Linked DNA regions of Homo sapiens: region 2 is linked to region 1. A link is an interaction called in ENCODE POLR2A ChIA-PET data of the cell type or tissue named here. Cell type or tissue: endothelial cell of umbilical vein. All regions are shown on one strand.

What was found. Peaks named below come from ENCODE experiments on the same cell type or tissue, not always from the same donor. Only the 100,000 strongest peaks of a DNase experiment are listed, where the experiment ranks them.
Region 2: POLR2A ChIA-PET joins it to region 1 with 5 read pairs; 2 of 35 experiments call an interaction of 5 or more read pairs at or near these places.

Annotation. Positions count from the first base shown.
Region 1 is chr11:70,676,519-70,681,518 of GRCh38, reverse strand. The region is part of intron 15 of SHANK2 (SH3 and multiple ankyrin repeat domains 2); the gene reads left to right. Among named protein-coding and RNA genes, the nearest start is that of SHANK2-AS1, 52 kb to the right of the region's middle. RefSeq lists enhancers at 1-371, 372-1,135. In endothelial cell of umbilical vein, no CTCF peak of the experiment used is centred here; no DNase peak of the experiment used is centred here.
Region 2 is chr11:70,784,488-70,789,487 of GRCh38, reverse strand. The region is part of intron 14 of SHANK2 (SH3 and multiple ankyrin repeat domains 2); the gene reads left to right. Among named protein-coding and RNA genes, the nearest start is that of SHANK2-AS3, 76 kb to the left of the region's middle. RefSeq lists an enhancer at 104-1,303. In endothelial cell of umbilical vein, no CTCF peak of the experiment used is centred here; no DNase peak of the experiment used is centred here; H3K27ac peaks cover 1,339 bases.

The sequences.
Region 1 (5,000 bases):
CATGGTGGGGTGGATGTGGTGGATGTGCACCTTTCGGCCTTTGAGGAGATACCCCAGGGGGCCCAGGTTTCCTCTTTATCTAATTAGTTTCTGGGCCGGGAATCTGATAGACCCTTTAACCTTGCCAGAGAAGGTTACCGCTGAGGCTGGCGGAAATTTGGCAGCATCAAATGATGGGCTTGGACTTCTGAATTCTCCTCCAGTGCGAATCCTGAGCCGCGGAGAAACATCTCTGTGCAGGAGCTGTTTATTCAGGGGGTTTCCGCCGTCAGACTTTGCCAAGAGAAAAGGGACCCCACGCTGAGCAGCAGAGAGAGAACGGGGGACTTGGCAGAGCCGGTGCCGCTGTGTGCTTCAAGAGGCAGGACCCTCCCAGCAGGTGCCGGCAGCCCCAAGGCACAGATGCAGAGGCATCCCCGAGCAGCCAGTGTCCTCTGAGTCCTCCTGCAAGTCAGGGCACCTGTCAGCTGGGCCACCAGCACCCCAGAGCCAGTTGCCTTTTAAGTGGGTACTGGCCTGTGGTCTGAGCATTGACGGGGATGGTTCACACCCAGGGAGAGTGTGATTTACTAGGAAGAGTGTGGGAGTATCTCGGCCGCAGGACCTGCCTGCTTGCTTGCTGGTGCCCAATCTGAGGTGTGCCTGCATCCTGTTGAGAGTCCCCACAAGGAGGACGGTGCCTGCAGTTGGATGAGTCAGCCCACAATCTGCGAAAGATTGTTGAAAACACCCCCACTCCATATTAAAGCCTCATCCACCTTGAGCCTCACCAGGGAAAGAGAGAGAGGCTGGGGTGGCATGGCCAAGTGAACTGTGGAGCCCAGAGACATCCATGTCCTAACCCCTGGGGCCTGTGAGTGTGTGACTTCACCCGGCCAAGGGGAATGAAGCTTCAGAGGGGGACTTGTCAGCTAATCAGCTGGTGGTGGATTAGGAGATGGTCCTGGCGAATGCAGGTGGGCCCTGTGCCATCACAGGGATCCTCATCAGAGGGCAGGGGGTCAGAGGCAGAGAGTGGGGAGCTGGGACGATGGGAGCGGAGGCTGGAGTGATCTGAGGAATGATCATGGGTCAGGGAACGTGGTGGCCACTAGAAACCAGAGAACACAAGCAGCCCCTCCTCTGGAGCCTGGGTGGGGAGCCCGCCCTCCAACACCTCAGTCTTAGCCCAGTGAGACCTCGGACCCCCAGAACTGTAAGAGGCTAAATGTGTCTAGCTGCCAAGTTTGTGTTACGTTGTTACAGCCGTCACAGGACACTCACAGAGTGCTTGCAAGCATTCAATGCATAGACTGAAGAGGTTGAGAACCCGCTCTGACAGAGGCTGTTTTGGCCGACATTAGCTGTGAGTGTGTAACTCCCTGGGATGGGGTGCGATGGCCCCACGTTACAGATGGAGAAACCGAGGCTGCAGGAGTTCTGCTCCCTTCCCCAGGGCCAAGACATGCAGTAGAAAAGGACAGGAAATGCCGCCTCTCTCAGACTGTGCAGACTGCATGCTGCCTGCTCCACCGACCCCTGTCCCACCCGTCGGCCTCCGTGGGACCCCAAGTCATTTCCAGTCACAGTGATCACAGGGGTCTGGGAAGGGACTGTGCAGCCCCAAAGGCCACAGTCACCCTGGGCTCTGTGGATTTGGGAATGGATCACACAACTGTTGGCAGGTGGACGTCCAGGGTCCCGAGGGAGGGGCACCGGTTCTAGTTGTCACTCCATGGGCCAGAGGGCCTGGCTGGGGTGTGGCAGCGGGCAGCGGTGGCCTCTGTTGCTCAGGCCACAGACATCCTCATGATACCCCAAAATGCGCCAGACACCGTTCCAGGCCCTGGGGCGTATAGTCAGCACGACAGATGGCACCGGGCCTCCCAAGCCTCCCGTTCAGTGGAGGTGCCCTCTGTTCCTCGGCAGGACCCAGGCCCAGCCCTGACCCACTTCTCCCCAGCACAGGGGAATGGGACACAGCCCTTTGTACTGGTCATGGGGAGACAGCTGATGGCTGGAAGCCTCCGCTGCTGCCAGGCACAGAGGGACTGCCCCAGGCAGGTGCACACCCCAAAAGAGGGGGCCGAGGGTGCAGGGAGATCTCCCACCTCCCTGATGGTCCGGGGATAGGCCTGCCCTGCTCCTCAAAAGGGGGCTGGCTGGCTGCTGGTGGTGGGAACAGGCTCTGCAGTTGGCCTCGGGGGTTGGATGCCCAGCTCCGCCATTTGCCAGCTGTGTGACCTTGAGCTCCTCACTGGACCTTTCTGAGCCGCAGCTTCCTTGTTTGTAAAATGGGAAAGAAAATGGTGCCTCCCTCCACAGTGTGTTGTGTGAGAGAGAGAATGAGGGCAGGGGCTCCCCATGGGGCTTGGCATGGTGTGCGTACCCGGCCTGCCAGAGCCCAGCGTTGCGGTCAGCCGTGTTTTACTACCTGCATTTGCACGGATGACCCCGTGCCGTCACCTGTTACGGGCCTGGTGTCTTCTTCTTCCCAGTCATGTGAGGGCGGGGGAGGAAGGTTGTCCTAGCGAGCATGCTGAGATCCCCTGGCTAAGGAGAGTGAGTGTGTTGGAGCTTGGAGGTAACCTGGGGATATCTGGAGGATGTATGTCAAGGCAAATGAATACCTGTGCAGCCTGGACTTGGGGTCAGGGGCATGGACCAAACAGTTCGCAGTTAGAAAAATACCAGTTCTGGGCTGGGCGCAGTGGGTCATGCCTGTAATCCTAGCACTTCAGGAGGCCGAGGCGGGCGGATCACAAGGTCAGGAATTTGAGACCAACCTGGCCAACATGGTGAAACCCTGTCTCTACTAAAAATACAAAAATTAGCTGGGTGTGGTGGTGCACACCTATAGTCCCAGCTACTTGGGAGGCTGAGGCTGGAGAATCACTTGAACCCGGGAGGTGGAGGTTGCAGTGAGCTGAGATCACACCACTGCACTGCTCTCCAGCCTGGGTGATAGAGCAAGACTCCATCTCAAAAAAAAAAAAAAAAAAAAAAAGCCTGTTCTTAGCAGACTGGAAATGAGCAGGTCGAGAGGCAGGGAGAGGCAGGGAGAGGCAGGACAGATAACTCCAGCTTTAATAAAGAACAGGCAGGAGGCTGGGCGTGGTGGCTCATGCCTGGAATCCCAGCACCTTGGGAGGCTGAGGCATCAGGATTCCTTGAGCCCTGGAGTTTGAGACCAGCCTGGGCAACAAAGCGAGACCCCATCTCTACAAAAATTAGCTGGGCCTGGTGGCGCATGCCTGTATTCCCACCCAGGAGGCCGAGGCAGAAGAATTGCTTGAGCCCAGGAGGTGAAGGTTGCAGTGAGCCAAGATCGTGCCACTGCACTCCAGCCTGGGTGACAGAGTGAGACTCTGTTTCAAAAACAAACAAACAACAACACAACAAAAGAACAAGAAGGAAAATGAGAAGGAAATCAGGAAGTCCTGGAGAATGGGGAAGATTTAAAGTGAGAAACTGGCTGGGGCTGAAGACCTGGGAAAATTGGTGCAAGGGGTTGTCTTTTGTCTTTGGAGGGGGCCCCCTAACAAAATAAATGAACTGGACACCATGGGAAATGGCAGTGAGGATGCCAGTGGAGATGGTGGAAGGGAACAGAGGGCTGGAACCTTCTGCAAAAAGAAGGAGCGAGCCTACAACTGGGACAAGCAGCTCGTTCTTAAGATGTGTCTTCCTCAGCGAGAAGTTTGCACACATCTGGGAAATGGGTACGCAAGGACCCTGGCTTTGGTGGTCGAGTGCAGAGCAGTGTGAGAGGGAGTGGGCATCTCGGGCTCAGGGGGAGCCTGGCTTCCGGAGCCCTCAACAGGGCTTCTGGTGGGACGTGCTGTGTTGGACCTGGTGCTCTGAGGGTTCCCTGCCTGCCCGCTTCTTGGAGGTCATCTCAGCAGTGGACGTGGTCATATTAATGGTGGACTTCCTTGGGTGGGTGCAATGAGCAGGGTTGTCCAGGGGCAACCAGCCTTACCTTTACCTCATTGGGAGACGCTTCAGCCCCCATGCTGTGGCCAAGGGTCCGGTCACAAAGACAGGGCATCAGTGGTGTCATGGAAGGTCAGAGGGAAGGCAGGGTTTCATTCGAGCGAGGCTAATTTTCAGAATCGTGGGTGGTGGCCCGGGTTCTAGGAACACTTAAAGGATAGAGGAGACTCGGCACCACGTGCTGAATCCAGGAGGAGGATGTTGGCCGCTCAGCTGGATGCATTGAATGACAAAGACTTTGCAACTGTGTGGCTTGTCTGGGGTGTCTGGAAGCCCAGTCTGTGGACAGGCTGGTCCTCAGGTCTAGCAGAGGGACCCATTAGCAGAGGCAGCGTCTGGCCTCAGACATCCACTCATCAGGTCCAGACCAGACCGTGGGCCTTGGCTGTATCTTCTGATCCACTCCGTTGCTAAGTTCCCCTCTGTACCTAAACTCTGTCTCCCTTTACTTCACTTGGCTTTTTAGAGATTTCTCAGCCTTGGTGTGTGTTGTCCCCAGCCCTGTGATGTACAAGTAATTGCCTGTATACGTGGGATTAGCCAGCTTGCTCAGGAAGTCAGTGTTGTGGTTAGTGGGAAATTCAGACCGGTTGAGTCCAAGGAAACCACTTTTCCTTAGTTCTGTTTTCTGAACCAAAGTTCATTTGAGATGAGGGGTTGTGACTAGATCTTCTCTGGACAGTTGAATATAGAGCAGGGCCCCCATCTGTGTCACTGGGGCTCATGAATCCTCCTTGCCAATGACTAGAGTCCTTGAAGGAATAAGGGCTGGGTCAGTGTTTCCCAACCCAGAATATAACTCGGAGACCTCTTAAGTTGTCAGGAAGCCATCCCAGTGTTTTGCCCGTATCTTCTAATTAATAACTACCCTGCCCCCTCACTCCAAGCTCCAAATATTCACATTATGTTCATTAGAAAGCATTTGGCTGCAAGTAATAAAAAACCTCACTCACAGTGGCTGAGACCACAATGGCGAGTCCAGAGGAGGGCACAGCTAGCATCCATTGCACGGGCAGTGACATCTC
Region 2 (5,000 bases), 110 kb before region 1:
AGAAGGTGTGAGTGTAGGATGGGATTAGCCGTGCCTTCCCTTGACTGGCCACTCTTGTGGGGTAAGTCTGCATTTAAGAATAGGCCCCATGGCTCTCTAGAAGTTTCTAGAAGCTAGCCATAAGCATAGGATCTAGATCAGAAAGTCAGAGCTCTGACCAGGAAACAGATGTGGTTTGCAGTGTGTCTTTTCTACTTTTTTGTGGCACTCAATGGAGAAGAGACAGGACCTCATTTGAGCCTCGTAATTGCCCTTAATGGGAGGTGCCTTTATGATCCCCGCTTATTCATAAGGAAACACGTGTTGTGTATGTCTGGGAAGCATGTGTGCCAGGCTGTCCAGATTCCCAAGCTCTCTTCCCATGGACTGTTCCCATTCAGAATCCCTGCCGTGGACTCTCCTTTCCAGCCACTCTCTAATTTACCAGCGTAGGGGGCCCTTACTGGGAGCATCTTACAGCTTAGCATTGCCATTTGCTCTGAGAAGTGTCTCCGGACCGCCACCAGCCCCACACCCCAAGGACTAATGGGCATAACATTCTCGGATCTCTCCTTCAGATCGTGTGGACCCGACAGGGTGGTGGTGAGGCTGGCATGTGTTTCCTCCTCCCAGAAATCGACCTGAGAGCAGTGCGTTGCTCCTCTATCATCTGAAGCCACACCTGGAGCCGTCACCTCCTGTCTCCTATAGGACACCCTGTGTGGCCTCGTCGGGGTTTCAGGACACACTTGGAGTTTAAATCTCCTCCTCCCAAATCCAACCCTGGGGTCAGGGCTGGGCAGGAGAAGGATGGGGACCTCTTGGTTTTACCAACTCTTTTGTGACTGCAGCAGTCCCCTGTTATCTTCAGGGGCTACCTCCCAAGACCCCCATTGGGTGCCTGAAATGGGGGACAGCGCTGAACCCTGTACTGCCCTGTACTGCATACACCATGTTTTTGGTCTGATATCAGAGCCAGCTCCTAAGTGACTAACCAGTGGGTGGTGTGGACAGCAGGAGTGCGCTGGACAAAGGGATGAGTCACTTCCCCCGGGCGGAACGGCACTCGACATCACGCTACTCAGAATGGCATGCAATTGAAAACTTTTCAACTGTTTATTTCTGGACTTTTCTGTTCAATATTTTCAGACTTCAGTTGACCGTGGGTGATTAAAACCTCAGAAAGTGAAACCATGGATAAAGGGAAGCTGCTGAAGTCACAAGTGACTTGGGGCCACTGTCCTTTGAGATTTCTTGTCTGTGGCCATTGATAAGAAGACGACACAATGAGGAAAGTCCTCATCCACAATGGCCCTGGTGGGGGACCTGTCCTCTTGGCTGTCACACCTCCCAGTTCAACACTAGGTCAGCTTCTGGGATCCACCTGCTCTCCCTCGGGAGCCATATCATGTATGCACTGGAGTAAGTCATGTTCCGCCATCCTGCAGGCCATGTAACGTTATCGTTCCAGCCTTTTCAGAGCACACAGTTCCAAACCTTGTCCCTGTGGTTGCATCCTCTCACCTCTCATTTGATGTTTATAGGTAACTCATGTGATCCTCAGAGTAAACTTGGGAGGGGGGCATGCAGTGATGTTAGTCCATTTGACACGAGGTCAGAGATGGTGAGTGACTTGCTCAGAAGCAGGGGTGGCCGGCCCAGGACCTAAACATAGATACATCTGAGCTGACATCTGTTTCCTTTACCTGGAGGCTGGAGCATCCCCAGGGTCAGCCAGCCTCTGAGATGTTAAGATTTTGTGGCCTTGGAGTCAGGGACCAGGGGTGGTGGTGGTGGTGGTAATGATGATAAGTAGTTGATGGCAGCCATGGTGATGCTGTTTATGGTGGTGGTGGTGTTGGTGGCGGTCATGGTGATGATCGTGGTGATGCTGGTGGTGGTGCTCATGGCGATGATGGTAGTGATGCTGGTGGTGGTGGTCATGGTGATGGTCATGGTGATGATGGTGTTGATGCTGGTGGTGGTGGTCTTGGTGATGATGGTGGTGATGCTGGTGGTGGTGGTCACGGTGATGATAGTGGTGATCCTAGTGGTGGTGGTCTTGGTGATGACAGTGGTGATGCTGGTGGTGGTGGTGGTCACGGTGATGATAGTGGTGATCCTAGTGGTGGTGGTCATGGTGATGCTGGTGGTGATGCTGGTGGTGGTGGTGGTCATGGTGGTCATGGTGATGATGGTGGTGATGCTGGTGGTGGTGGTCATGGTGATGATGGTGGTGATGCTGCTGGTGGTGGTGGTCACGGCGATGATAGTGGTGATCCTAGTGGTGGTGGTCATGGTGATGATGTTGGTGATGCTGGTGTTGGTGGTGGTCATGCTGGTGGTGGTGATGCTGGTGGTGGTGATCTTGGTGATGGTGGTGATGCTGGTGGTGGTCATGGTGATGATGGTGGTGATGCTGGTGGTGGTGGTCATGGTGCTGATGGTGATGCTCATGGTGGTGATCTTGGTGATGATGGTGATGCTGGTGATGGTGGTCGTGGTGATGCTGGTGGTGATGCTGGTGGTGGTGGTCATGGTGATGATAGTGGTGATGCTGTTTTTGTTGGTGATGATGGTAGTGATTCTATTGATGGTGATAGTCATGGTGATTGATGGTGGTAGTGATGTGACTAGCAATGATGCTGGTGGTGATGGTGTCAGAGGTTTTAAGATGATAAAGGGATGATGCTAGTCAAGTCTGGCACTCCACCTTGGTGAACGCTACTGCTCTGGCCATGAACAAATATTCTTCCTCATCCCAGCCCTGTGCAGCCTTCCCTTTGTTTGGAGGAGGTTCCTGGCTTTCCCCTTCTAGTTCTTGAAATTTCATTTCTTTCCTCACATCCCCTCTTGATGTAAAGAAATCAACACCACACTTGGTGCCCTTGAGAAAAATTATTTTACCCTTGTATGTCTCAGCTTTCTCATCTGTAAGTTGGATTTATATGCCCTGCAGATAGACACGCCCTGCAGGGTTGTTGCAGTGGCTCACAGAGAAGAATGTAAAGGTATAAAAGTCCATACGCATACAAGAATTGTTACCAACAGCACTGATGGAATGGGCTTCCTGATAGTAATACCTGGGAACACCAGCACCACCAAGGCTCTGGCCATGCAGGGCACTGTGGCTACAGTAGCAGGTCATTGTCACTCCTGCTCTGCCCTCACCTCCACCCAGCCCCTGCCCATCTGCTTCCCTGCTTTGTGAGGCTTGGTCTAATAGACTGTCCTACCCCCAGCTCCATTGTAAAAGGAGGCCAGGCCAGAGACAGCCCAGGGTGGCTGCAGAGGAGAAAGGCACAGAAGCAAAGGACAGGTGCAAAGGTCATAATTCCACTTTATTGCCCCGTCATTTATAAGCCCTGTGCTGCCCGTGCCAGCTGTGTTTCCACTTGAAAGTTACTCCTGGTGTTTGTTGGAAATTCTGGCACGGTCCCGCTTACCCTGAGAGGAGACTTGGGCTGCAGTGTGGGAACCTCTACACTGCTAGAGGTCTGGTCCCGGGCCCATCTGTGCATAGCAGGTAGGACACCAGCCCATCAGTGGTCCCAGGCGACCACCCTCAGCTGATAGTGGAACCCCTCCTCTTTGAGCCCCTGCTTAGAAACCAAAGAGTCCCTGAAGCGGACAGAGCATCCCCATGTCCACTCCCTCGACCTGGTGCAAATTAATCTCGGCTTTTGTTTGGGCAGCCTGGTGCCCGAGATGGGGGATGATGCCCAAGGCCGCTGTTACCTCTCTTGCTTTGTCACTGCACCCCCTGTCCTGGAACATGTGAGCCCCTGGAAGGTGTGGCAGGGTCCAGCACCACCTGGAAGCCTGAGACTAACGGCAGCTCCGGCCACCTGGAACACCCTCTAGAGACCTCCCTTCACCCCACTGACAGGCCCTGCCCAGCCCCTGGGGGGTGCTGGAGAGACAGAGGTAGTGGCATTCACTGGGAACAGACTCCTCTCCCTGCAACCGGCAGGCTGCCTCTGCTCCACTGAGCGGGTGATGGAGCTTGGCGGGGTTGTGGGGAGCAGGGCCAGCTGGCAAAAAAAAGGAGAGAGGAGACTTTTGGAGAGAGGAGAGTTAGGTAAGGGGATGGGCCACCACCCTGGACAGGAGAGCTTTGGGGGGCATCTGGAGCAATGCAGGTTTAAAGCAGAGATCTGCTTTGATGAGTGAGGGCCCCTCCCCCTCGGGTCACCCCAACACTTTTAGCAGCAAACCTCATGCCTCCTCAAGTCTGGGGGTAAGATGGTGTGTGGACGAGGGTAGGAGGGGGCCCAGGCGCCCCCAGGGGTCTGTCCTGTGTGGTGTGCAGGTCTCCTGTCCCCTCCTGGCCATGCCCATTGGGCCCATAGCCTGGGTCCTCCCGGAGGCTCACAGGCTACCCAGAAATCAGGTCTGTGCTGGACGGAGGCATCCTACGGGCCTAGCAGCTGCAGGCACACAGGCCTCAGGACACCCCATGGAAACCCAGAGACCCACTGCAGATGGCCCTCCTGGGAAGCCACCACTTGTGCTCAGGACCTGGGACCAAAAGCTGAAAGTGGCACCTCGTGTCCCTGGCCCTGACAGCTCAGCCTGCAGGGGACCACCTGTGGCTTCCTGTGTCCATGGATGGGAGGCAGGACAGCAGCCCCCAATAGCGGGAGGGCTCTTAGCAGTGGCGGTTGGAGCGTGGGCCCTGGCCCCGGGGCTGAAGGACTCTGGGCAGAGGCCCTGACATTTACCGAGATGGGGAAGCCAGAGGAGTCCTGACTTCCCCACCCAGCATCTCCCTGGACCTCAGCCACAGGCTCCCAGGGAGGCAGACAGAGCTCAGCCCATGCCACAGAGGGGGACAGTAACACCTGGGGACATCACCTCGCTGGTCAATGGCAAATGCGGATTAGAACTCAGGGTTTCTATGGCCAGGCACAGTTGCTCACGCCTGTAATCCCAGCACTTTGGGAGGCTGAGGTGGGCAGATCACCTGAGAGGTCAGGAGTTCGAGACCAGCCTGGCCAACATGACACCTGTAATCCTAG